Regions from separate parts of the Homo sapiens genome. Here region 2 is linked to region 1. Evidence: read pairs that join two places in POLR2A ChIA-PET (ENCODE). Cell type or tissue: OCI-LY7. All regions are shown on one strand. Links, peaks and the distances in the headings refer to the core of each region. The heading gives the core; the rest is flanking DNA.

Region 1 (12,706 bases), core at 3,421-11,420:
GGAGTCTGATCCTCTTCTTTCTGCCTGGCCAACTCCTAATGCATTACAAATCAGAAACCATTCAGTCTAAAGTAGGTCTCCTCTCCTATTCTCTCATTAGTGTTTGTTGCATTTTGCATTGGTTTATTGTTATTTCACTGTGGGGCTTAATTGTAAAATGCCTGTCTACTTCATTAAAAGACCAAGAACCTTATTTGTTCTATTCACATCTGTATTCTAGCATCTACTACAGTAGTCAATGTTGGCCAAATGAATGAATAAACCAATACATAGACAAATATGTTAATTAGAAGACTATTACTGTTACATTCATAACATATAGCTTACAGAACAAACTATGAGATTCATAACTTAAAAACCTCCCAGGCTTCTTAGTAATTAAGGTCTACAACTATTATTTTGATCTGTGCATCCCTTAACAATGTAACGATTCATCCAGGTTAACTATCAGATACAATAATTTAAATTCTTTGAAACAGGGTAAAATTATTAAACCTTAATTATACACTAGTCTAATATATGTAGTACATTCAAGAACTGTATGTGGAATACCAGTTCTTAAAATCAATTTCTGAAAAAATTATCTTCTTATAATTCTTTAAAACCTTTCAAAATAAATTGAATGAATTGTTTTCCTTTACTCTTTTGAATTAAAAAAACTATTTCACCTCTTTACAAAACTTAGTCTGAAAAGGTGCACAAAATATTAAACTGAAGTTCTTACTTCAGCCTCATAAATTACGTGGCATAAAGTCAAGAACTAGATCTTAGGCTGGGCATGATGGCTCATGCCTGTAATCCCAGCATTTTAGGTGGCCAAAGCGGGCAGGTCACTTGACATGGCTAAACACCATCTCTACTAAAAATACAAAAATGAGCTGTGTGTGGTGGTGCATGCCTGTAGTCCCAGCTACTTGGGAGGCTGAGGTGGGAGGATCACTTGAGCCTGGGAGGCGGAGGTTGCAGTGAGCTGGTATCACGCCACTGCACTCCAGCCTGCGTGACAGAGCAAGACTCTGTCTCAATTACAAAAAAAAACAAAAAAACAAAAGAACTGGATCTTAATCTCACTACATTTGCTGAAGATACTAGTAATTAAATTAGATATTGTCCTGCAATCTGTGTAATTACTATGCAACTGCAATTAAAATGGTATATACTGTTACCAAGATATGCAAGCAGAATATACCAAAAAATAAAATGCTATACTATTATAAAATTAAAAGGTATAAGAGTATTTGTGTTATTTATTTTTTATTACTTATTTATTTATTTATTTTTGAGACCAGAGTCTCACTCTGTCACCCAGGCTGGAGTACAGTGGCACAATCTTGGCTCACTGCAACCCCTCCGCCTCCCAGGTTCAAATGATTCTCCCGCTTTAGCCTCCTGAGTAGCTGGGACTACAGGTGTGTGCCACCACGCCTGGCTACTTTTTCTAATTTTTGGTAGAGATGGGGTTTCACCATGTTGGCCAGGCTGGTCTTGAACTCCTGACCTCAAGTGATCTTCCCATCTCAGCCTCCCGAAACGCTAGGATTACAGGCGTGAGCCACTGTGGCCGGCCAAAAAGGTATAAGAGTATGCGAGTCAAATCAAAACACATACTGGTAAAGAAAAAGATTCTAAATAGTTTTATAAATTTAACTTCTTTCAAAATGTGTACTGTAGTAATATAATTTCAGCAAGGGAATGATGGCAGCAAAACCCAAAAGAACTTCTAATTAAAAGCAGCCAGATTGAGAGGAAGGAAGCAAATCTTGAAACTAAAGCAAAAACCACATCCCACTTCAGCACTTTACTGAGCTGTTAAAGCACTTTGGGCATTCATCATAACACAACTTTAAGTTGCTAATTTTTCACATGGGTTTATCTTATCTCAGAATAATTTACAATGCAAGTTATCCATGGATACTTTATCCCCCAGATCACAGCAGAAGAGAGAGCTATAAGCAGAATTCAAAGCTCGATTTTTTTTTTGTATTATAGGTCAATCCAAATCCTAAAGTTAGTAAGCAATTATACTTTAGAGGAATCTCTGGCTCTTCTTTATAGCACATATTACTACCTATAATTATTTATTGGTTTACTTGTTTATTCTATCTTTCCTTACCAATAAAAACCCATGAAAAAAGGGGCATAGTTTGTCTTGTTCTATGTTTTATGTCTTGTTCTATGTCTATGTTTCATAGTTTGTCTTAATTACTATGACTTTTACTTGAATACTAGGTAACACTGCTATGTAAGATTAAATAGGAGATGCTCAATAAATATTTGAACTAATTATCATTGTACAAATAGTTATCAAGGACCTACTGTACACAGAGCAAGATATTTAACGAGGGCTAGAAGTTATAAAGGAAGAAAGAGGGTGAATAAATTAAGTCTTAAATATCCCAATGACATTAAACACCATTTGCAACTCACATCTGCTCCTTCTAAAGATTTTTTCAGCACTGCAACCACTTCTTCCTGGAAAGCAACTTCATCCACACATTTTGGGCGACTTGCGGGGTGAGAAGGAGGAAAGAGGTTATTTAGTATATTATAGTAGCCACAGAAAACTCTCAAGTGTTCCTTCTACTAAAATACCAATGACCATTCTTAAACATCAGCAATGAAATGAGAAACTTTTTCATAATCGGAAATAGGTGGAAACCCCACTTGTTTTTACCGTAACCAAACACATTCTGAAAGAGTGAAATAATGTTTTACTTCCTTTCTGCATTGCTCGAATCTGTTATACCCACAAAAATTAAAGAAAAAGGATTTTATTTTATATGCTACAAACACTAATTAGAAATTAAAGTGGGGGATTAAGACCATCCTGGCTAACACAGTGAAACCCCGTCTCTACTAAAAACACAAAAAATTAGCCAGGCGTGGTGGTGAGCGCCTGTAGTCCCAGCTACTTGGGAGGCTGAGGCAGGAGAACGGCACGAACCTGGGAGGCAGAGCTTGCAGTGAGCTGAGATCGCACCACTGCACTCCAGCCTGGGTGACAGAGGGAGACTCTGTCTCAAAAAAAAAAAAAAAAAAAAAGAAATTAAAGTGGGGCTGGGTGCGATGGCTCACACTAATCCCAACACTTAGGGAGGCTGAAGCAGGTGGATCACCTGAGGTCAGGAGTTCAAGACCAGCCTGACCAACACGGAGAAACACTGTCTCTACTAAAAATATAAAATTAGCCGGGCATGGTGGTGCATGCCTGTAATGCCAGCTACTCGGGAGGCTGAGGAAGGAGAAGCGCTTGAACCCTGGAGGCAGAGGTTGTGGTGAGCCGAGATCGTATCATTGCACTCCAACCTGGGTCACAAGAGCGAAACTTTATCTCAAAAAAAAAAAAAAAAAAAAAATTAAAGTGAACACCTGCTTAGAAAGCATTATTATTGGCCGGATGCGGTGGCTCACGCCTGTAATCCCAGCACTTTGGGAGGCAGATCACCTGAGATCAGGAGTTTGAGACCAGCCTGGTCAACATGGTGAAACCCCGTCTGTATTAAAAATACAAAAAAAATTAGGTGGGCGTGGTGGCACATGCCTGTAGTCCCATTTGAACCCAGGAGGCAGAAGTTGCAGTGAGCCAAGATCGCACCACTGCACTTCAGCCTGGGCGACAGAGCAAGACTCTGTCTCAAAAGAAAAAAAAAAAGCATTGTTCCACTTTGACAAAATAAGATCATGAATCTTAAGATGAAAAGGGAAAACCATTTAGTAACCTTAGTATAGGTAACTATTTTGGTTAATGTAGTTACATATATACTTAGTATGTGTTAACTGGTTAATGCCAATTTTTTCCATCATCTAACTGCATAAAAAAATGAAGACCTATTCAATTCATTGAGGGCTAACAAAAACAACAAGCTGAACCAATATGAAGTATCATATATAATTTTCATCTTACAACAGTGATTTTTAAGAGAAGCTAGAACAAAGTTACACTTCCAACTCTAAGCTTAGGCTTTGTGCTTAGTTAACTAATCAAAAGTTCTTTGATCCATACTTTTCGATAAATCAGGTTAACACTAGGTAGGAATTATGATTTTTTTTTTTAATGTCTTCTCTTGGGAATCCAGTATATGTTATAAAGCAGGGACTCATATTCAAATACCTGCAGAGATTAAGCAGATAACAAGAGTGAGGAAGGCAGAGTGTGATGCAAGATATAGTAGGGACCATGGCAAATTGAGGAACACACGACCTTTCCAAAAGGAGAAGCAGTACACAAGTCCATATAACTCCTGTCATGTGAGAACCTGCCCCCAGTGTTGCCTGATCTCCTGAGAAGCTGAAAATCCAGACCCTCCTCCACATAATTAAAAAAATCTAGATTTTCATGAGGTTTATTGGTGCCAAACAAAACATATAAGGGGCTGGGCGCAGTGACTCACGCCTGTAATCCCAGCACTTTGGGAGGCCAAGGCAGGCAGATCACCTGAGATCAGGAGTTGAAGACCAGCCTGGTCAACACGATGAAACCTTGTCTCTATTAAAAATACAAAAATTAGCTGAGTGTGGTGGGGCATGTCTGTAATCCCAGCTACTCGGGAGGCTGAGGCAGGAGAATCACTTGAACCTGGGAGGCAGAGGTTGCAGTGAGCTGACATTGCGCCACTGCACTCCAGCCTGGGTGACAAAGTGAGAATCTGTCCCAAAAAAACAAACAAACAAAAAGGCAAGCAAAAAACAAAAACACAAAAAACATATGAGGGCCTTACTCGGCCTATAAGTAATCTGTAAACATTGGTAATTACCGAGGCTACATTCAACCAATAGTTACAATTACTTGTGGTAATATCACTTAGATGACTGACAATTTTATTTATTTATTTGAGACAGAGTCTCGTTCTGTCACCCAGGCTGGAATGCAGTGGTGTGATCTCAGCTCACTGCAATTTCTGCCTCCCAGGTTCAAGTGATTCTCGTGCCTCAGCCTCCCAAGTAGCTGGGATTACAGGTGCCCGCCAACATGCCTGGCTAATTTTTTTTTTTTTTTTTTCCCAGTAAAGAGGGGGTTTCGACATGTTGGCCAGGCTGGTCTGGAACTCCTGGCCTCAAGTGATCCTCCCACCTTGGCCTCCCAAATTGCTGGGATTACATACAGGATTATAGGCATGAGCCACCATGCCAGGTGGTGACTGACAATTTAAATGCTAATTCAAGTGTTGTTTGGACAAAAATGTATGAGCTAACCAAAACTGAATTTCCAGGGCTGGGCGCGGTGGCTCATGCATGTAATCCCAGCACTTTGGGAAGCCAAGGCAGGTGGATCACTTGAGGTCAGGAGTTTGCGATCGACCTGACCAACATGGTGAAACCCCGTCTCTACTAAAAATACAAAAAATTAGCCAGGTGTGGTGGTGGGCACCTGTAATCCCTACTATTTGGGAGGCTGAGGCAGGATAATCACCTGAACCCAGGAGGTGGAGGTTGCAGTGAGTCGAGACCATGCCACTGCACGCCAGCCTGGGCAACAGAGTGAGACTCCGTCTCAAAAATAGTAATAATAATAATAATACTTTCCACCTATTGTAATGAGAAGAAGGAGGAACAGATTACATATTTGGATTTAAGTAGAACTCCTGACCTAGTATTTATAGCCAGTTTACAGAAACTTTTGTTTTCTTCACTTCTGTATCCCAGCCCCTAAAATGGAAGCCTCTGCTTGTAGAGATCTCAGTTTATCTACAAAATAAGGGAGTTAAACTAGATTATTCTCAGGTAACTTTAGTTCCAGGGTTCTATGACTTATATAAGTGGGTGATTTTTTTTCAAAGACAACTTCTAAACAGAACAAAGCATTCCTCCATAAGTTAAAAAAAAAAAAAAGTGATCAGTACTGGTTAGAGAGATAATTTATGAATTATTTTAACAAAGACACAAGTGTTCTTACTATTTTTCCACCCAGGGAACGGGTTTGGCTTTCTTGTTCTCTCCGCTACTTCCCGCACTGGCAGCTACTCCTCGATCCTTGGTCAGCGGGGGTTTAGTACTGATGGATGTACCTTTAAGAAATGCTTGCATGGTACTTCACCCTGGTCAGGTGCAAGACAGAAAAAAAAAGCTTTTATTGAAACTTTTATTGCGAATCAGCACCATAGGAAAGCGGGGGTGGTGGTGGGGAACCATTATGAGAAAGTACAGCCCGAAAATAAACTTAGCCTTGTGCAAAGATGTTACATAATAAAGGACATCACCCCATGACCTAGGACACTCTGAATGCACTGTACTGAGGGCTACAAGAACAGAAAAGTGGTCAAAGTCCCTAACGAACTTAGAATCTATTTCTAGTGCAGGAGTTATAGAACAAAGATCATATGTCACAAAAATGTTTAATGAGTTCCAAATGCATTGATAAATATGATGTTGCTAATGACCAAACCACATGGGCCTCCATGGTTTCTTTCACAGTCATGGGCCTAGCTCTAGCTCAGACCCTGAAATGGACTCTTCGGCAATTAAAGGTGCTCTGCTTGCACCACAAATGAGAACCTTCACTCCTTTCCTTGGGTCAGAACTCAAAGACCTTTTTTTGTTGTTGTTGTTTTTGAGACAGGGTCTCACTCTTTTGCCTAGGATGGAGTGCAGTGGCGGAATCATGGTTCACTGCAGCCTTGACATCCCAGGCTCCTGTCATCTTCCCACTTCAGCCTCCCCAGTAGCTAGGACTACAGGTGCGTGCCACCACCCCCGGCTAATTTTTTAAATTTTTGGTAGAGACAGGGTTTCACCATGTTGCCTAGGCTGGTCTGGAACTCCTGGGCTCAAGTAATCCTCCTGCCCCGGCCTCCCAAAGTGCTGGGATTACAGGTGTGAGCCATCTCGCCTGGCCAGGGACCTATTTTCATGGCAGAGTCAATGCTTACCTACCTTCAGAGACTTTCTGTGGGGAAGGGAAGGTGGGGGACTCTGTTGTTAAAATAGAAACAGCTGTTTTTCTCATAACACACTCACTTGAAGAAATCAAAACAATGCATAAAAGCATGAGAGATTTAAAAAAGTAATACAAAATCCCACCCAGAAGGTAACTATTTCTAACATGCAGGTAAACATTCTTCCAGGCTGTTTTCAGGGATAAAAAGCATCATTAGCTCGCCTGAAAAGTCCCCGGTTAATTCTATTTTTTTCACTGCTACATGCCCTGGTGCCTAGAACAGTGCCTGGTACATGGTAGATGCTCCGTAATATTTGGTGAATGAATTACCATCTATGATACCCGGTTTCCTTTTCTGTTAAAGGAGCTAAGGCCTATTCCACAGGACAACTGAGTTAAATAAAAGAATGTATGCAAATACATAGTTCCTTGCTTGGCATATGGGGATATGCTCAATAAAATAAATTTTTAATATCTGTTAGCAGCCAAGGTTTTTATAACGTTACTGGATTAGTCCATCCCTGCCTCGGGCTGTTAAACATTAATACAGCCCAAAGCCGGGGCCTGCAAGATGCTGTCCGGAACCACCATTTCACCAAAGGGCGCGGCCAGGGCATGAAAGGGCCACTAGGCTGGGGCCCCGAAGGAGGTGGAAGACCTCACAAGGGGCATCAAGGGCAGGAGTGGGGAAGGCGAAGCGGGCTTGCAGTTCCTCCAGCAGGTTACCAGTTAGCCTGGCTTCTCGTGCAGGTCACCGCCGCCGGCTCGTTCCTCAGGTTTCCGCGATACAAAAAGGACGAGATGGTCTCGAAGTCTTAGCTCCGTCACCTAATCTGAGAATAACGGGCCCAGGAGACTTACGATCACTGATGTCCCCACAGTCGCCTCAGTTCCCGCCACGGAACGGCGGGCGAAAAGCAGGGCGGGAATACGCCGGTAGGAATACGCGGGCACGTAACGCGTCACTTCCGGTGCTGGGGCGCGCTGCTTGCGGAGGGAGTTTGCCCGTATACGGTTTTATTTAGGCAGGTGATGAGCCAGCCGGACTTTCAGGCAGAACTGGACTGGAACAGGCATGGCCTAGGAGGTGTCCCTGTCCCGGTGCATTGCTCCCACTTCAGACGTGAGCGCGACCCTCCCGGAAGGAGTAGAGGTCGCGCGGGCACGGCGCTGGGGCTGCTTACCTGGCAGGCTCAGCAATGAGGGCGGGGCGGCGGCGCGCGGGCCTCTGGAACCCTGCCGGTCCACCGAAGGTCCCGAGCCCGCTATCTTCGTAGGTGCGGGCCTCCGGAGGTGCAGGTCCCTGTCCTCCTTGTCCTGCTTCGTCGCAGAGCAGAACGCGTGTGCTTTAAGGGCAGAGACATCTGAAGATGCTTTGCCTTGCCCTCTTGAGGACACGTGGCTTTTACTTCTAATAGTGTCTGCGTGTTGTGGAGAGAGAAGACCATGCAGCTGTGGACATCTATTATAATTCCTGAGCCCCACTTAGAAATCTGGAAGTGAAGGCGTTCAATAAAAGTTAAAGGACTGATAATCATGTTTAGCCCCACCAAGCTTCATGCACAGTGGGCTAGGCTGGTGCCTGAGCCCACTGCTTTTATCTCTTCCAAGTACTTGGTTTAGCTCTGAAATGCTCCTTAATCCTATTGAAACCTGACCCTTCTCAAAGGCCACCTTCTCTACTGGTCTTTACTAATTACTAACCCATAAGGTTGTTCCGGGTCTTCTTCAAATGACTGTTTTGTTTGGCACAAACTCAGCATGATATCCATTGTTAACTTTGTACGTTTTTTTCATTTATCTTGCAACAAATGCTTACAGAATGTCCACGCACTGTGTTAGATGCCTGCAGATACAGCAGGGAAAACGCTCGAGATGCCCTCAAGTAGCTTTACAGACTAGGAGAGTGACAGACAATGTGATGTGTGGTTATGCAGAGGAAGTAGGGGGCTGTGAGAACTTACATCCCAGGCCTAACCCAATCAAGGGTTTAACCAAAGTAAGGATGCTTTATGCTACTTTGTAATTTCCACAGAGTCTGATACAATCTCTGGACAGTATAAAAAACACACAGGTTATCTATCTGGTCACCGGTTTACATTACCATAACTTATCAAACTGTATACTTAATGCTTGTATATTTTATTGTATGTAAATTATACCACAATACAGTTGATAAAACAAGATCTATGAAAATAGATGGTATCCATTTGCTACCTGAAGGAACAGCACAACCACAGAGAGGGGGATGTTATGATCTCATTTAACAGACAAGTTGGGCTGGGCACGGTGGCTCATGCCTGTAATCACAGCACTTTGGGAGGCCGAGGTGGGCGGATCACCTGAGGTCGGGAGTTCAAGACCAGCCTGGCCAACATGGTTAAACTCCATCTCTACAAAAATACAAAAATTAGCCAGGTATGATGGCAGGTGCCTGTAATCCCACCTACTTGGGAGGCTGAGGCAGGAGAATCGCTTGAACACGGTAGGTGGAGGTTGCAGTGAGCTGAGATCACGCCATTGCATTCCAGCCTGGTGACAGAGCGAGACTCCGTCTCAAAAACAAACAAACAAAAAAACAGACAAGCTGATGGATAAGTGGTCTTTGTCCATTTTGGCTGCTATGTTTATAAGCCATAGATTGGGTGGCTTATAAACATCATAAATTTATTTCTCACAGTTTTAGTGGCTGGGAAGTCCAAGATCAAGGCACCATAAGATTCAGTGGCTGGTGAGGGTTCACTCCCTCATTGACAGCTGTCTTACTGCTGTAACCTCACTTGGTGGAAAGGGCTAACTAGTTTTCTCCAGCCATCTCCTTTATGAAGGCATTTCTCCCATTCATGAGGGTTCCACTCTATTGAACCAGTCACCTCCCAAAGGCCCCACCTCCTGATACCATCACCTTGGGAGTTATAATTTCAATAACTATAATTTGGGGGTGTGGGGACAAACATTCAGACTACAACAAAGGTTAATAGCAAGTAAGTGGCAAAGCCATAATCCACATCTTGGACTGACTCCAGACTCAAAGCTTGTGATCAGTCACTGGGCAGGTTCAGGGCTGGCATAGAGGTGCCTTAATGTTAAATAGAAAAGAGAGACCTGAGTGGTATCTTGTTTTGGCAATTGATTTTAAAAAAATGCCACCTTTCTGCAGGTACATTCAGCCCTTGGTGGGATGAAAAACTTGGTGATAAGAGATTGGGCTGGATTTCTATCTCCACTTGCCCCTCAGCTGACTACTCCGTTATTGTACACAATTATAGGCAGCATCCTAATCCAGGTAGTTGAAGAACTTGTGTGCACACCAAGCATTGTCTCTCTCACCAGAACAAGAAATGTCCTTATATAAATACTTATCTTTTTTTGTGTCATACATATGTGGGTGTTCACATGATTAAACCAGTTTAACAAGTTTATAATAGCTTTTATTATTTATTGTAATGGGCATTCATTCAGTTACTACTATGATACTATTATGTGGAGATTTGTAAAGTTTTTTTGTTTTGTTTTATTTCTGTTTTTTCTTTTTTGAGACGGAGTCTCACTCTGTCACCCAGGCTGGAGTGCAATGGCTCAATCTTGGCTCACTGCAACCTCCGCTTCCCAGGTTCAAGTGATTCTCCTGCCTCAGCCTCCCAAGTAGCTGGGACTACAGGTGTGCACCACTGCACCCAGCTAATTTTTGTATTTTTTTTTTTAGAGATGGGGTTTCACCATGTTTGCCAGGCTGGTCTCGAACTCCTGACCTCGTGATTGCCCACCTCGGCATCCACCCACCTTGGCCTCCCAAAGTGCTGGGATTACAGGTGTGAGCCACCGTGCCTGGACCCTGTGAAGTTTTTTAATCTTAAAAGAGGGCTTTCAAAAGTTGAGTACAGCTTTATTTAGTGCGTTGCCCTTTGAAACAGATGATACAAAACTGTACCTGCATGATGTGTGTGTGTGTGTGTGTGTGTGTGTGTGTGTGTGTATATATATATATAGAGAGAGAGAGAGAGAGAGAAAGAGAGAGAGAGAGAGCACGAGATCTCCCTATGTTTAGTCTTGAACTCCTTGGCTCAAGGGATCCTCCCACCTCAGCCTCCCAAAGTGCTGGGAATACAGGTGTTAGCCACTGCCTCTGGCCCTGGATTATGTTTTTTTTTAAATTTTTTGAGACACAGTCTCACCCTGTTGCTTAGGCTGGAGTGCGGTGGCACTAACTCAGGTCACTGCAACCTCCACCTTTTGGATTCAAGTGATTCTCGTGCCTCAGCCACTTGATTACAGACACATGCTGCCAAACGTGGCTAACTTTTGTATTTTTAGTGGAGACAGGGTTTTACCACGTTGTTCAGGCTGGTCTCAAACTCCTGACCTCAAGTGATTCTCCCGCCTCAGCCTCCTAAAGTGCTGGGATTACAGGCGTGAGCCACTGTGCCTGGCCTGGATGATATTTTATAAGGTCACTAGGAAAGGAAAAGACTTGGGTAGCAAATGAAAAAAGAGAGCTGTCAGGAGTGGAAAAGATCAGATAGTGGATGATAGTGTCATTTTGAAATCAGAAAATGCAGGCTGAGTGCAGTAGTTCATGCCTATAACCCTAGCACTTTGATAGGCCAAGGTGAGAAGATCACTTGAGCCCAGGAGTTTGAGACCAGTCTGGGCAACACAGCTGAGACCCCATCTCTAGAAAAATAACAAATAAATAGAAAAAAAAATCAGAAAATGCAGGTGTAGTGGATGCTCTGGTATGCTACCTTTCAGGACTGAGATACTCACTCCCCCAGCTGCTGGGAGGGTTGCTGGCCAACTCTTGAATGAGTCCCTGTCCAGCAACTGTCTTCAGCCAACAAAACCACTTTATCAAAAATTGCATTCCTTTTGTGGAGGCAGCCCACCTCCAAGGGCTAGTCTAGGAGGATGCTACAGTTTGGATGTGGTTTGTTCCCGCCCAAACTCATGTTGAAGTTTAATTGCCAGTGTGGAGGTGGGGCCTAGTGTGAGGTGTTTGGCTCACTGGGGTGGATCCCTCATGAATAGACTGGTGTCATTCTCAAGATAGTGAGTGAGTTCTTGTTCCTGGGAGATTGTATTCGTTCTTATGGAAATGGATTAGCTCCTGAGAGAGCAAGTTGTTATGAAGTGGGTCAGCCTCCTTGGTCCCCTCACTCAGCACGTGCCTGCTCACCTTTCTGCTTCTCCTCCATGTCATAAGGCAGCATGAGGCCCTCACCAGAAGCTGAACAGCCTGGCGCCATGCTCTTGGACTTTGCAGCTACCAGAATTGTGAGCTAAAGAAATCTCTTTTCTTTTTTTTCTTTTTTTTTTCATTTTTTATTGATCATTCTTGGGTGTTTCTCGCAGAGGGGGATTTGGCAGGGTCATAGGACAATAGTGGAGGGAAGGTCAGCAGATAAACAAGTGAACAAAGGTCTCTGGTTTTCCTAGGCAGAGGACCCTGCGGCCTTCCGCAGTGTTTGTGTCCCTGGGTACTTGAGATTAGGGAGTGGTGATGACTCTTAACGAGCATGCTGCCTTCAAGCATCTGTCTAACAAAGCACATCTTGCACCGCCCTTAATCCATTCAACCCTGAGTGGATACAGCACATGTTTCAGAGAGCACAGGGTTGGGGGTAAGGTCACAGATCAACAGGATCCCAAGGCAGAAGAATTTTTCTTAGTACAGAACAAAATGAAAAGTCTCCCATGTCTACTTCTTTCTAGACAGACACGGCAACCATCTGATTTCTCAATCTTTTCCCCACCTTTTCCCCCTTTCTATTCCACAAAACCGCCACTGTCATCATGGCCCGTTCTCAATGAGCCGCTGGGCACACCTCCCAG
Region 2 (16,411 bases), core at 554-8,553, 250 kb before region 1:
GATCTCCTGACCTCGTGATCCACCCGTCTCGGCCTCCCGAAGTGCTGGGATTACAGGCATGCTAAATTCTTTAAAAAAAAATACACCCTTAAGAAATGTAAATATTTAAAGCAAAAAATACACTTTTACAGCTTTGGAAAACTGCAATTCCTTTAAAAGTTAAATATATTCCTCACAATTCCGCTTCTAGGTATATATCCATGAGAAATAAAAACAAATGTCTACACAAAAACTTGTACACAAATGTACACAGCAGCATTACTCACAACAGCTGAAAAGTAGACACAAGCCAAATGTCCATCAACTGATCAACAGATAAACAAAATGGTAGATCCACACGATGGAATATTATCTGGCCATGAAAAAGAATGCAGTACTGATACATGGCTACATGGATGAATCTTGAAAACACTACACTAACTGAAAGAACCCAGACACAAGAAGCCACATGTTATATGATTCCATTTACATAAAATGTCCAAAATGGACAAAGTAGATTAGTGGTGCCAAGGACTAAGGGGAAGAGGAAATGTAGGGGTTGGAGGAATAAGGAGTGGCCTACAATGTGTACGAGCTTTATTTTGAAGGTGATGAAAATGTTCTAGATTTTTTAGTGGTGATAGTTGCACAAACTTCTGAATATACTTAAAAGCTACTGAATTCTTTACTTTAAAAAGGTGAATTTACTTCCCATAATGTTATGTGGTAATATTTTATCTCAATAAAATTTTTAAGAAGTTTTCTCCCACCCTAGACACCCAATCTCATTCCTCAAAGACAAACACTGTTTATAATTTCTTTATATTCTTTCAAAGATTGTTAGGCATATAATTAGCATATAAATACACTGCATTTGGGGTGTTTCTAGTCCACAGTTTTTTTAAACAATGCCACATCAAACATCTTCAGTTACAAAATTTCGGTTAGCTAAGAGGAATACATTGAAGAGATCTAATGTACAACATGGTGACTGTTGTTAATAACAATACTGTGTGATCTTGAAAAAAACAAAGAGAGTAGATTTTAAGTGTTCTCACTGCAAAAATGACAACTATGTGAGGTTCTAATGTTAACTAGCTTGATTTGGCCATTCCACATGCATATATATTTCAAAACATCATGCTGGAAATGATAAATATATACAATTCATCTGTCAATTTAAAAATTAAATAAATAGGCCAGAAGCAGTCGCTCATGCCTGTAATCCCAGCACTTTGGGAGGCCAAGGTGGGCAGATCACCTGAGGTCAGGAGTTCAAGACCAGCCTGGGCCATCATGGTGAAACCTCGTCTCTACTAAAAATACAAAAATTAGCCGGGTGCGGTGGCCGGTTCCTGTAATCTCAGCTACTCAGGAGGCTGAGACAGGAGAATCACTTGAACCTGGGAAGTGACGGTTGCAGTGAGCCGAGACCGCACCACTGCACTCCAGTTTGGGGGACAGAGTGAGACTCCATCTCAAAAATAAATAAATAAATTAATTAATTAATTAATTGATCCCTACATACATGAGTTTATCTGTAAGATAAATTCTATTAATAATAAGTGAAACTGCTAAATCAGGGCAGGTGCAGTAGCTCATGCCTGTAATCCCAGCACTTTGGGAGGCCGAGGCAGGAGGAACGCTTTAAGCCAGGAGTTTAAGACCAGCCTGGACAACAAAGTGAGACCCTGTCTCTAAAGAAAAATAAAAAGATCAATTGGGTGTGATAGCATGCACCTGCAGTCCCAGCTGAGACAGGATTGCTTGAGCGCAGGAGTTGGAGGCTGCAGTGAGCTATGATTGTGCCACTGCACTTTAGCCTGTAAGAGAATTAGACCTCATCTCTAGAAAAAGAAAAAAGAAATCGCTGAGTCAGAGAAAATTTGTATTTTTAATTTTGATTTTGTCAAACTGCCCCCCACAGAGGTTACATATACACTTTCCTAGTGGTAAACGAAATGTTTTGCCAGTATTGTGTACTACCAGCTTTTGCTCTTTGCCAGTCTAATAAAAAATAGTATTTTACATTTCTTTAATTTTAAGTAAGCATTTTTGTGTCTCTAAGTATTTTTCTGTGAACTATCTATTATTGTCCTTTGTCTGTTTTCTATTGCTAGCATTTAAAAATACTTTAGGCCAGTTCCGGTGGCTCACGTCTGTAATCCCAACACTTTGGGAAGCCGAGGTGGGCGATGTTCAGGAGTTTAGGAGTTCAAGATCAGCCCAGCCAACATGGTGAAACTAAGTCTCTACTAAACATACAAAAATTAGCTGGGCACGGTGGTGCGTGCCTGTAATCTCAGCTACTTGGTAGGCTGAGGCAGGAGAATTGCTTGAACCGGGGGAGCGGAGCTTGCAGTGAACTGAGATTGTGCCACTGCAACTCCAGCCTAGGTGACAGAGGGAGACTCTGCCTCAAAAAAAAAAAAAAAAAAAACTTTAAACTAACACAGTATACTAATCTCTATTAAAAAAGAATACCATACGTTTGGGGCTGGGCGCAGTGGTTTATGCCTGTACTCCCATCACTTTGGGAAGCCAAGGCAAGTGGATCACCTGAGGTCAGGAGTTTTGAGACCAGCCTGGCCAACATGGTGAAACCCAGCCTCTACTACAAATACAAAAATTAGCCAGCTGTGGTGGTGCATGCCTGTTTTCCCAGCTACTCCGGAGACTGAGGTGCGAGAATCACTTGAACCCAGGAGGCGGAAGCTGCAGTGAGCTGAGATGGCGCCACTGCACTCCAGCCTGGGCGAGAGACAGAGACTCAGTCTCAAAAAAAAAAAAAAGAATACCATATGTCTGGATTAAATTTACTTCCAGTAAATTTGTTTGTATGCATATTCTCTTCTATTTAATCCATGATCTTCTAGTGTTCAGTAATCAAATCTTCATTTGGATTAATTCTGGTAATTTATTACTGCTAATATGTGTAATTAGCAAAGATCAGCTAATTTGTAAATTGGTTTTTGTGAGGGGAATGGATAAGAGGAAAGGTTTAGAAAAGGAGAATAAAACTTAGAACTATGTATGGGGGAATGTGGTATCTTTGGACAGTACAACTTGTCCCAGGCAAAAAGCAAAATAAGACAAAATTTGGCCATTATATTGGCCCCAAATTCTATAGGCTCCATCTGAATATTTTGGTTGGTTTTCTCACTATAAAATATGGTAAATATGGGTACATAAAGGTCCGTGTATGCTGGTAGGAGCGGTAGAAAAAATTTGGGCATGTTTAGTATATAATATTCTGTGCCTTTTTTTTATGCTTGAAAGATTTCCCCAAAAGAATCTGTTTTAAGTGGTATAAATGCCTACCAGTGTCTGCATGTAAGATCCTTATCCAGCTGCTTGTTTGGAGCCTGCTGCAGGGGGTACAAGGCTGTCCAGCTGTTGGCGATGTCCTGTATTAATCAACCATTCATAAAACTTGTTCTCTACCAGTACCTGGAACTGCTTCCTTTGATCCCTAAAATTGCGATTATGAGTAAAAAGAATATAAGAACATGAATTCATATAAATTGTACTCTAAGCAATTATACAATATTTTAATAGGATAATGTTAAATGATTAATTATTTCTTGTTATCCTTTTGTTCTCACTGTTCAGAGTACACTGGACACCCCCACCCCACAAAGGATTGATCAGATACAATGTCCTCTTTCTACTTTTTCATTGTCAGATATTTACCAAGGACCAAGTGAACACTGGGTACTGTTCTGACTGATGGGGATAAATGTATAGAGAAGAGACAAGGCCCCTGTTGAAGCAGGATGACACTTCACGACTCCAGAGGGCACCATTCACATTGTGATCTGTGTAATCCATGCTCCTGAAGACTATATATTCTAGTAGGAAAGATAGGTAAAAATAAAATAAATAGGCCGGGCATGGTGACTAACGCCTGTAATCCCAGCACTTTGGGAGGCCAACGCGGGTGGATCGCTTGAGGCCAGGAGTTCAAGACCAGCCTGGCTAACATGGTGAAACCCTGTCTCTACAAAAAATATAAAAATTAGCCAGGCATGGTAGCACATGTTTGTTAAGTCCCAGCTACTCGGGAGGCTGAGGCAGGAAAATCGCTTGAACCCAGGAGGTGGAGGCTGCAGTAAGCTAAGATCACACCACTGCACTCCAGCCTGGGCAACAAAGCGAGATGCTGTCTCAAAATAAATACAGTACAATACAATACAATACAATAAAAATATAATATAAAGTTAAGTAGTTCTAGGTGCCATGGAGAAAAATAGAGCAGGGTGAAGGAATAGCAATTCTGGAAATGTTATTTCAGAGAAAGAATGGAGAGAGATGGCCTCCCTAAGATAATATTTGAGCTTAGGTCTAAATGAAATGATGGAATAAGCAGAATGAGTATTTGGAGAGGAATATACCAGGCAGAAGAGACCAAAAAAGTACAAAGGTTCCAAAGTGAGAGCGTATTTCACATGTTCATGATAAGAAAGAGAAGAGTAGCTCCTGACAGCCAGGAGCTAGCCTAGCACTGTCAGCTAGGCCTTGGTGTAGGATCTGGACTTGCTATTGTATTCTTTTGTTGAACATAAACAATACCTTAAACCACCACCATTAGACAAAGCCACTCTGGGATGATGATAGACCAAAGAAAGAACAAGATCACTCCGTAATCGTATCTCAGTTCAGAAACCCCCACACCAACCTCCAAAAAAATGTTGTGACCCAAACCATAAAATCACTAAACATTCCTTTCCTGGAGGAGTGGCTACTTCTTTACAATTATAGTTTTAGCTCTTCCTTCCTTCCTCCTGCCTTAGATATAAAAGTTATTAAACTGTCAAATCACACATTACTCTCACTTCCAGATAGTCCTGCTTCCTAGAACTCTCCCCCAAATCATTAACACAAGCCAAAATCCAACGATAAGTTCCTTTTAACACCTGTTTACTGAGTTGAAACACAGTTTTCCATGTTCCCCAACCTTTTACTGAGATGAAACACACTTCTCTCCCTCCTTGCCATGAGTCAACACAATCCACCTTTGTTCTATAGATGTGTTCCTGGTGGTCTTTGGTCAGAGGGCAGTGATTAAGTAATAGTAAGATGACTGCTGTATGCCGGGAAGGAGGAAATGAGGAAAAGAACGGCAGAAATTGAGGAAGAGAGAGCCTGGTAAGTATGGTAAAGGCTTTGGATTTTATTTGAAGTATGATGGGAGGCCATTAGAGGGGTCAGAGCAGGGAAATGACATGATGTAATCACTGTTAAAAGGGTCACACTGGCAATTTGTTTCAAACTGATTTCTGTCTTCCTATATTCCCAAAGTTAAACTGACTACTTTCATTGTTTCTGGGATCACTGTGGATCTCACCACTTGAAAACACTGACTCAGAGTCAGCATTTATTAAGTGCTTACATCCCACAGTCTGCACATGTATATGCAGGAGCTTTTCACATGTAAGAGAATCTAAGCACTTCATCGTTTCTTGGCCTTTTGGCTGAGATCAAGTGTAGAGAATCTAACCATTTAAATACTAGAACCATTCAAACAACAGAACTGCTTTAAAAGAATGTTTTTTCATGATCATCCATTTTTACAACACATTATTATAATGTTATTATTGTACAGTATGATATGGTATGACAATATTTGAAAGAAAACAATGAAGACATTAGAGGCATTTAAGAACCTCTGGTTACTGAGAAGTCAGAACAGAGAAAAAAAAAGAACCTCTGGAACCAGGTTGATTAGGTGTGAATCCTGGCTCCTGTGTGACTTTGGGTAAAGTACTTAATTCCTCAGTTCTTCGGTTTCCTCACCTGTAATAAGGTGTTATTACAAAGAATAAATGAGTTAGCACATAGAAGGTGCCTAGAATGGTATTGGATTATGTGGCATACTCTATGTATGATTTTTTAAATTCATGTAAGTCTTATATTTGCCAACTAAACTTTAGCTTCTTAAGAAAAGGGAGTCTAATACTGGATATTTACCCACTCCCATCCCCAACCTAACAGTGTTTGAAATACTAATTTGAAATCCAAACCTTAATTTAAAAACACATTACTTTTTTTTTTTTTGAGACACAGTTTCACTCTTGTTGCCCAGGCCGGAGTGCAATGGCACGATCTTGGCTCACTGCAACCTCCGCCTCCTGGGTTCAAGCAATTCTCCTGCCTCAGCCTCCCACGTAGATGGAATTACAGGCACACGCCACCACACCCAGCTAATTTTTGTATTTTTAGTAGAGACGGGGTTTCACCATGTTGGCTAGGCTGGTCTCAAACTCCTGACCTCAGGTGATCCACCCACCTCGGCCTCCCAAAGTGCTGGGATTATAGGCGTGAGCCACCGCGCCCAGCCTTACATTTTTTATTACTTTAGCACAGCTGTAAAAATGTGCAGACTAATTTGTTTCTCCATGGAGTTTCACAAAAAACACAAACTGTTACTTGTAAAAAATACTCACTTTGTCAAATGAGCCTCCTTCACAGTTTTCTGCCAGATCTGTATCTTCTGTTCTCTTTGACCCAGTGCTTTCTGATATACAGATGGAAGACCCCCGGGTATCTCTGTTGTGTCCCCTTCCATTTCAAAGGGAATAATAAATACATAGAATTCACAAGGTGGTAAAAGCTGGAAGACTCTTGTGTCGCTGTTCTCTCTGCACACAACCATTGGATTATCCCAATAGTTAGGCACTGTAGCAAGGCCAGTCCTGGCCATATGGTCCTCTAGCATTGGGTAATGTGTATGAAAAGGGGCAAAAGTTACTGTCTGGTTCCCAGAGAGAATAAGTGGGCGTGTAGGCGTAAGAACGTGAAAGATGCAACCTGTTGTAGAAGAGATGGACAAACGATGGCAAACAGCAATGACTTTAACATTGTCACAACTGTGGAGGTGAAGTGTAGTCCCTACAGGGCCCAAGACAAAGATGCTATTCCTGCACTTCTCAATTGTCACAGATCTGAAAAAAGGAAAAAATGAGGTAAAGTCCTCTGAATAAGATTTTAAAAATTTGACTAAAATATTATTATCTGATGGCAAAAAAAGAATCAGTCACAGTCCAAAGAAAATGTCAGAACATCAGAACACCATGAAAACTGTGCTTACCGTAAGGGAGAGAGCAGATATATAAAAGATTCGTTGCAACGATGAATCTTTACATGTGCCCCCGCCAGAGTGTCTGAGCTCTTAGCCAGTGTCTGCTTGTAAACCTGGCTCATCACTACCAGTCGGTGCATCCTAGGGGCCACATGAGTATTACAAGCAATCTTAGCTCTTTTGGTGGTCCCTTCAACTATTTAAGAAAACATATAAATAGATGAGGCAGTATCAAATCAAAGAAAAACAAACAAACATATGAGGTTACACGTCTACATGTATATATGTCTCAAATTAGATACCACATGTAGGGACAAAAACGTTAGATCTGGGCTTTGGATAGAGGTATTTGCTATACTATTCTCTATTCCTTTCTGTATGTTTGGAATTTTCATTTTTGTTATAAAAAAAATTTTAAAACCTATAATGAATTTAAGATTGCCTATAAGTCTAAGATACTTTTTCGTGTCTACGCTTCAAGTTAAGGTCTATGCCTAAGGTCATATGGCTAGTAAGTGGCAAAGCTGTCCTAACTCAAATATCTTCTCCTCCAAGATGCTTTACTTTATCATCCCAAACGTAATTCACCTCTCTAAATTACCATAATATTAATTCTGTACCCTTCCTAACTTACCACATTATCCCATTAATCCTATTTGAGTTCATGCCTTTTTTTCTTCTTTTTTGTGAGACGGAGTCTCACTCTGTCACTCAGGCTGGAGTGCAGTGGTGCAATCTCAGTTCACTGTAACCTCCACCTCCCAGGTTCAAGAGATTCTCCTGCCTCAGCGTCCTGAGGAGCTGAGATTACCAGTGCATGCCACCACGCCTGGCTAATTTTTGTATTTTTAGTAGAGCTGAGGTTTCTCCATGTTGGCCAGGCTGGTCTCGAACTCCTCACCTTCCGCCAACCTCAGCCTCCCAAATTGCTGGGATTACAGGTGTGAGCCACCGCACCCAGCCTGAGTTCATGTCTTTACTCCTAAGATCATTACTACCTGAGAGCACATCTTCCTATCCCACACAGTGTGTTGCACAAACTGACACTCAAAAAATACGCGCAGGTTCTCCTAACACAGTCACACCGTTACGTGACTGCCTTCTCAGACTGTACCTCCCTGCAAGCCACCGGGACACCCTTGTAAACAACACCGCTGAAATACTGGGAGGTCACATGAGTATGCTATTATTCTTCTTCTTTTAAAACATTTCTTGTTTATTTTTATTACATACGTTTACTTTTATTACACATGTACCAGGTACATAATATATGGTTATTTAGAAAAATAACAGTAAAAGAAGATAAAAATAATTTGTAATCCTACTATCATTTTTAATATTTTAGTATAATCCTTGAGAGAAAAAGTCATGCACAAAAGACAGATGTTCCTTTTTCTCTTTTATAGGAGCAGTATTTTTTAGGTCTTCTAGAGAAGACACGAGATCACTAATATATTAGAAAACACTAGGTTCCTTAAGTTGTCATTCAATTTAATGTAGATTAAAATATTAAAAAATACCTTGATGAGCCCAAGCCAATTTCTTTCCAGACTTGAGGCAAGCTGATGTACCAAATGGATTCCCAGTCAAACAGGACCTCAACCAGGTTTCCAGTTTGTAGAAAGAGAAAGTCTTAGAGATCTTTGAGAAGCCACTATCTGCATGCAGTGGTTGCCACAGTGCAAGTTCATGAAGTGGATAGATCTTCCTGGCTCTACTTATTGTACCTTCAATAAGGAAGCTGAGCGCCACAACAGCTTCTCGAGACACTAGACTACTATGGGTTGAATGAAATGATGCAGTGAGTTGTTTTGGATCTAAAAGCAGCTCGAGGAGATCAGACAGATGATCATAGACAAAAGCTTGGTGACTGTAATCATTCCAGTTCTAAAAAAAAGTTAAAAGAAAGCACTCTTAATAAAGAGATTCCACAAGATCTAAAATTTCTATATTTTAATTATTTTGTATTTATACTCTGCCTCATCCCCCAAAAGGAATTAGGTAGTTATATAAACCTTATAAAGGTGATCCGCCCGGCTTGGCCTCAGAATTTCTAATCCCTTAGAATTCCAGTTCATTAACAAGCATGATGGCTATTCCAGTCCCAATGTCAAATGCGTTTTTAGTTCAAACACCTATCACCAATGCATAATTTCTTCCTGGGGGAACTGACTGGCCCAGGTCGTCACTTTAAATCTGGCCAATTTCAAATGTATAGCAATAAATGGGCTACTCAAGTGTCCACCCCGGTCCAATCAGTTACTCAGAGAGGTCGTGCTGTAGTATAAACCAAAGTCACCATTTATTGGTGCTTACTATGCAATAAGTCCCATGCTAATATATTACTGAAGTCTCATAGTCATTCAGAAACATGCATTATTATCCTCACTTACAGAAGGGAAGCCAAGGCCTAGAGAAGTTAACTGACTTGCCTAAAATCGTATGACTAAATGATAATAAATGATAGAGGCAGAAATGAATGGAGGCTACCTTGGCTCAAAACACCATCTCCTAACAGTGCCCATTCTGCAGGAACTACATGTGGAGAGAGAGGTAGTGACTGGTATCTCTCATACATCTGGGCTTGAACATTCTGAATTTAAGCTATAGCTAGGGCATCTATATAAAGCGGTAACTATAAAGCAAGAGCTCTGGGAAGGACACAAAGTTGGGAGTCACTGAGATATATGAAGTCGTAGGAATATAAAGAATTACATTGAATGAATAAGTTAAGAGAGAAGGGAAAATTGACCCAGACAGAATAGCTGCTTGTAAGGGCCAGGGGAGAGAAATTTATGAAAGAAAGTGAGAAGAGAGAGTTAGAAGCAAAACCAAGAGTAATAGCATCATGGAATATAAAGGAGGAGAGACTTATTAAAAAGGAGATTAGAAAAGTTCCAAATAGCAAAGAGATATTTTTTCTTAGCTTTAGAACATTTTTAAAGAGCTTGTACATGGCATTAATACTGAGGCCTACATTTTACTTAAAGTTTTTCAATATACTTACACAAGAACAAGTAAAAATATTTTGGTTTTCTTTACAAAAACAGAAAGAAAAAAGCAATAAGACATCCTCTAAAATTCACAATGTGAGGCAGTTAAATTTAGCTTCTGGGTTGTCACGTATGTAATTACTTAAACAACATGAGAAGATATTTTTATAATTTTTTTCAGTAGATTTCAAAAGATTTTGCAAGCACTCCATCTTCTTGATGCTCCTTAGTCACATAAGTTGATTCGCATTGATTGACATGTTGAAAACGGCAGTGCTAATTGAACATAGTGATGATCTGCCCACAAATCAGCAAGTGGTTTTCCTACCAGTGAAGGCACTGCAACCAGTTCTCTATTGTGATTAAGACTGTACACACTGATTTTGTTTTATAATTTAAAAAAAAAGTGAAAAACAAAACAAGCCATCAAATCACTGGCTTATGTAAGAAATCTCATCATAATTTTTAATGCAAGTGAACCATCTCCCACACAAATTGTCCCTTTTAGAGAATGAGATCAAGATATAAGGAGTACCTTATTATGACAATTAGATTTTTCAGTCAGGTCAGGAGACTGAGATTTGTTTCTGGGACTGGGCCACTCTTCGCCAATCAAAGATGTCCTTAGGGAGACCTTGTTCAACTGTTGAATGTATAAGAAGAGCAGAAACTGTAGCGTGTCCACTGAAAGCTGTCCAAGAAGAAAATAAAAGATGAATAGACGTTTTAAAACATCAACCACTAGTCTAACAACTAAGTAGACATAGTAAATTCACAAGTTGGCTGATCCTAAAAAAACCAACTTAGAAACATTGCCAGTTTTGATATGTATGTCTCTGGTACCCAGATGTAAGAGTTTCTTTTTCTTTTTTTTTTGAGACAGAGTTTCACTCTTGTCGCCCAGGCTGGAGTGCAATGATGCGATCTCAGCTCACTGCAACCTCCGCCTTCCTGGTTCAAGCGAGATTCTCCTGCCTCTGCCTCCTGAGTAGCTGGGATTACAAGCATGTGCCACCACGCCCAACTAATTTTTTTGTATTTTTAGTAGAGATAGGGTTTCACCATGTTGGCCAGGCTGGTCTTGAACTCCTGACCTCAGGTGATCTGCCCGCCTTGGCTTCCCAAAGTGCTGGGATTACAGGCGTGAACCCCTGTGCCTGGCCAAGAGTTCCTAAAACTAATTAAAGTGGAATAATTTACCTTCACAGAAAGCTGTATAACATCTATGGCTATAGAAATTATCTCTCAAAACTGATGAAAGGATGTAGTACATACTTTAAGTACATTATTTCAGAAGTTTAAACTTACAATTTAAAAAAAACCAACCTTAGTAATTTGAATAAATAAGTAGATGGAAGTAAGAAAGAAGAAAATTCAGTTAAGACAGAGGTCTAACTTAAGACTCACAAACCTGTCAAGAAAGTTTAGGATACCAGTGCAATACCTGAAATTGTATGTAATTTTTTGGTATATGTGCATTTTTCAAGGGAGTAGGCCTCAGGTTTTCAGCAAATTCTTAAAGGGGTGTTTCACTTAAAGACAAAAACACTGTTGGTCTGATAGATGTATAGTCATTTCTTATTCAAGGAAGGGTGTGGTTGAAGCTCACGACTTGAAGCCCCTGATTACCCTCATCTACCCACCCCCATACAGGAGAGGCAAAAAAGTAAAGTAATACATCTGGGTCTACAGCTATATTCACCCTGATTCCCAACCTGGCTAAAAACACTATCATCTGAGAAACTTAAAAGTACAGATTCTCAGGATCACCCAGACCTATTTAATCAACTAACAATGTGAAGCCCCATGAATTTGTATATTTTATAAATTTTTACTTTCTTAATTGAACTTCTGAGATAACTGTAGATTGAGATATAGTTGTGAGAATTCACACAGAAAGATCCCATGTACCCTTTACCCGCCTTGCCAAACTATAGGACAATATCACAATCAGGATATTGACACCGATACAGTCAAGATACGAGAACATTTCCATCAACAGAACAATCTCTCATGTTGCCCTTCTACAGCCATATGCACTTCTCTGTCCCACTCACCCCTTCTTAGGCCCTTAGCAACCACTTACTTGTTCTCCATCTCTATAATTTTATTATTTCAAGAACATTAGGTAAATAGAATCATATAGTATGTAACCTCTTGGGATTGGCTTTTTTCACTAAGTGTAATTCCCTGATTTTATATATACTTCCATTTTAAACAATTATTTGTTACATTATCATTATTTCTTCATGGAGACTATAGGATCCTTGCCTTTTCCATTTTTATACTCCTAGTAACTAGCAAAGCATCTGGTACATAAAAAGCACTCAAAAAATCTGGAACTTCCTGAAGGTTTTATTCATCTCTATATGCCCAGCATCCACTACTATACCGAGTACATAGTAGATAATAAATATTTGATTAATGAATAAATGTACTGCCCTTTCCCTCTTCATTGCTTGATAAACTTTTCAATTTCCAAAACGTTGTTTAGATATGACCCTATAAGGCAGAGACTGCTAGATGCTTACTACTTTTTTTCTTCTTCCTGGGTATGTAATTAGATGGCATTTCCCATCTTCCTTTGGAGTTAGATATGGCATAAATGAATTACAGCAACTGAATGTGAATGAATTTATCTTTATCACTTTCAAGCCTAATAATAAAACTCTCAAAAGAAATGAAAGCAAAAGGACTCTGAGGCCCCAGTGGGCATGGCTGTGGCAAATTGTATTATTATTTACTATTGCTCACTTTCAAATTCTCTAAGAGGCTTATACAGCCCTACCCATGGCCATGGGATTTTCCTTATCTCCTGAAAGGTGGTTTACCTTCCCATCTTCATGGGAATAATGCCTTAGCCAATGGAATAAAAGTAGTCTTAGTTTATGTCAAATCTGAGCAAAAGTTTTAAGAGGCATCATGAGTCCAGAAACAAACTCACACATATATGGTCAACTAATTTTCCACAAGGGTGTCAAGAATACAAAACGCAGAATAGTCTCTTCAATAAATGATGCTGAGAAAACTGGATCTACAAATGCAAAAGAATGAAATTGGGACCATAGCTTATACCATACACAATCAACTCAAAATGGAGGAAAGACTTAAATGTAAGGGGTGAAATGGTAAAACTCCTAGAGAAAAATAAGGAAAAAGCTCCTTGACATTGGTCTTGGTAATGATTGTTTGGATATGACACCAAAAGCACAGGCAACCAATGCAAAAATAAGTTGAATTATATCAAACTAAAAAGCTTCTGCACAACTAAGGAAACAATCAACAGAAGAAAAGGTAAACCATGTATCTGGTAAGGGGTTAATATCGAAAATATATAATGAACTCCTGCAGCTCAATAGCAAGAAAAACCAAATAACCTAATTAAAAAATGGACTATGGACCTGAATAGACATTTCTCCAATGAAGACATACAAATGGCCAACAGGTATACGAAAAGGTGCTCAACATCACTACTCATTAGAGAAATATAAAGCAAAACCACAATGAGATATCACCTCACACTTGTTAACAAAAGATTAACAAGTATTAGTAAGGATGTGAAGAAAAGGGAACCCTGGTACACTGTCAGTGAGAATGTAAACTGGTACAGCCATTATAAAAAATAGGGCCGGGCGCGGTGGCTCACGCCTGTAATCCCAGCACTTTGGGAGGCCGAGGCAGGCGGATCATGAGGTCAGGAGATTGAGACCATCCTGGCTAACATGGTGAACCCCATCTCTATTAAAAAATACACAAAACTAGCCGGGCATGGTGGTGGGTGCCTGTAGTCCCAGCTACTCAGGAGGCTGAGGCAGGAGAATGGTGTGAACCTGGGAGGTGGAGCTTGCAATGAGCTGAGATCGCGCCACCGCGCTCCAGCCTGGGCGACAGAGCGAGACTCCGTCTCAAAAAAAAAATAAATAAATAGTATAGTGGTTTCTCAAAAAATAAAAAAGAGAACTACCATACGATCTAGCAATCCCACTTCTGGGTATTTATCCAAAGGAATTGAAATCAGGATCCTGCAAATACCTGCACTCCCATGTTCATTGCAGCATTATTGATAATGGCCAAGATATGGAAGCAGCCTAAATGTCCACAGATGGATGACTAGATAAAGAAAACTTGGCATGCATATATAATGGAGTACCATTTGGCCTTAAAAAAGAAAGAAATCATGTTGGGTACAGTGGCTTATGCCTGTAATCCCAACACTTTGGGAGGCTGAGGTGGGAGGATCACTTGAGGCCAAGAGTTCAAGACCAGCCTGGGCAACACAGTGAGATCCTGACCTCTATGAAAAAAATACAAAAATTTGCCAGGCATGATAGCACACACCTGTAGTCCTAACCACTCAGGAGGCTGAGGTGGAAGGATTGCTTGTGCCCAGAAATTCCAGGCTATAGTGAGCTATGATTACATCCCTGTACTCCAGCTTGGGCAACAGAGTGAGATCCTGTCTCTTAAAAACAGAAAGAGAGAGAAATCCTGCCATTTTCAACAACATGGATGGACCTGGAGGACATTATGCTAAGTAAAACACGCCAGACACAGAAAGACAAAGCTATGTAATCTCACTTATATGTGGAATCTAAAATAGTCAAACTCATAAAAACAGACAGAAGGGTGACTGACAAGGGCTAGGAGGAGGGGGAAATGGGGAGGTTGATGGTCAAAGGCTACAAAGTTTCCGTTATGCAAGAAAATTAAGTTCTGAAGATCTACTCTACAGCATACCGCCTAGAGATAACAATTACATGTTGTATACTTAAAATTCTCTAAGACAGTAGATCTTATGTTAAGTGTTCTTAACAGATACACACACAAAATAACAAGCATAAAAGAGGAGGGGGAACCTATGGGGGGTGATGGGTATGTCTATGTCCTTGACGGTCATGATGGTTTCACAGCATATACTTATCCCCAAACTGATTGAGCTGTATACATAAAATAAGAATTTAAAAAGAGACATCATGAGTTTCCTCCATTCTGTTGATCTTCCCTTCTGTTATAAGAATGGGAATGATCTACACAGAAGCTATTTCTTTAGCCTGTGTCCCTAAATGGGGAAACACGGAGCCTGGACAAATGCCATAGCAAAAATGAAGCCCACATGTAAAATGGGCAAGAAATAAACCTTTTCCCCTGTAAGCCACTGGAATTTCATTTGTTTGTTCTTAATGAATGAAATCAGCTTTTAACAAAGCTGATTAACAGTGACTCCAAGTGATAGAAGCATGGATCCCTGGTCATCGCTTGGATGACAGCAGCCCAGAGATTTGTCCAACCAGGAGCAACTGTGTTAGATTGCTGCCTGAATGAGAAATAAACTGTTACTGTTCTAAGCCACTGAAATACTGGGTTGTCTATTACTATAATCAGCCTACTTGATTAATATACTTTCTCTGTGAAGTCTTTCCTTATCACTGAAATAAATCATTCTTTATTCAATTTCTGTACTTTGTGTATTCTTTTATTATACATATCACACTATTAAATAGCATCTTTTTTTAATACCAGCTTCCTCTACTAGTCCATAAGCTCCATGAGGGTTGAGATGCTATCCTAATCATCTTTGAATCCCATCATGTAGCAGATGTTCATTTTAAAATAGTCAGGTGCTCTGACTGTAACATATCAGTTGTTCATAACACTCATTCACCCCAAAATCTTTTTAAAGTCAGTAAAATATTTCCCTTTTTCAATAACAGGGTCTCTGTAACATTACTGCTTTGGGAGTAGGTGAGTAAGGTCTGGTAAGTAAGGACTAATTCATTGAATACATGAAATACTGCCAAACTGGAACTACTAAAACTCAAATGATAACTTGAGATTACAATGGCCATTAGCCTAAAACCTAAAATTTTACAGCTAATACAAAAATTAAGAATGGTTTATTGGGCCAGACATGGTGGCTCATGCCTGTAATCCTAACATTTTGGGAGGCCGAGGCAGGAAGACTGCTTGAAGCCGGGAGTTCAAGACCAGCCTGGGCAACAAAGTGAAACTCTGTTTCTATCTAAAAATTGTAATAAGCAAAAACATTTTTTAATTTAAAAAAGAATGGTTTCTTTCCAAAAGTAATTAAGTATACACACATATCAATCCGTACCTGATTTCTCTGCTTTTCAACTTCCTCCTCAGACATGCAGTTGGACAGAACCTCAGACCATTCCAGGCGCTCCTCAGGTGTCTTCATTGAAAGACTATCAAATATTTCGAAGTAAAGCCACGCCAGGTCCTTGGCCAACTGCAGCTTCCCACAAGCGATGTGCCTCCATGTAGACCAGTAGAGGCGCGGGTAAGCTCCTTCTGTGGCCCGGATTTGCACATAGGTGGATATCTTCCTGAGATAGTG

Evidence for each region. ChIA-PET counts read pairs that join two places held together with the same protein. Peaks named below come from ENCODE experiments on the same cell type or tissue, not always from the same donor. Only the 100,000 strongest peaks of a DNase experiment are listed, where the experiment ranks them.
Region 2: POLR2A ChIA-PET joins it to region 1 with 10 read pairs; 6 of 35 experiments call an interaction of 5 or more read pairs at or near these places.

What each region holds. Positions count from the first base shown.
Region 1 is chr3:186,798,690-186,811,395 of GRCh38, forward strand. RFC4 (replication factor C subunit 4) reads right to left here and starts at 7,793. Exons shown (of 11, transcript NM_002916.5): 1 at 7,601-7,793; 2 at 5,894-6,035; 3 at 2,428-2,506. The coding sequence starts at 6,024. It overlaps LINC02043 (long intergenic non-protein coding RNA 2043), which reads right to left. Exons shown (of 4, transcript NR_125409.1): 4 at 12,191-12,706. RefSeq lists enhancers at 7,349-7,960, 7,961-8,572. In OCI-LY7, for the core only: no CTCF peak of the experiment used is centred there; DNase peaks (open chromatin) are centred at 7,822 and 8,822; H3K4me3 peaks cover 3,082 bases; H3K27ac peaks cover 2,297 bases.
Region 2 is chr3:186,547,829-186,564,239 of GRCh38, forward strand. TBCCD1 (TBCC domain containing 1) reads right to left here. Exons shown (of 8, transcript NM_018138.5): 2 at 16,166-16,411; 3 at 10,589-10,744; 4 at 8,581-8,947; 5 at 7,070-7,256; 6 at 6,426-6,923; 7 at 3,301-3,451. The coding sequence ends at 3,322. Among named protein-coding and RNA genes, the nearest start is that of TBCCD1, 11 kb to the right of the region's middle. RefSeq lists an enhancer at 4,383-5,582 and a silencer at 4,872-5,166. In OCI-LY7, for the core only: no CTCF peak of the experiment used is centred there; no DNase peak of the experiment used is centred there.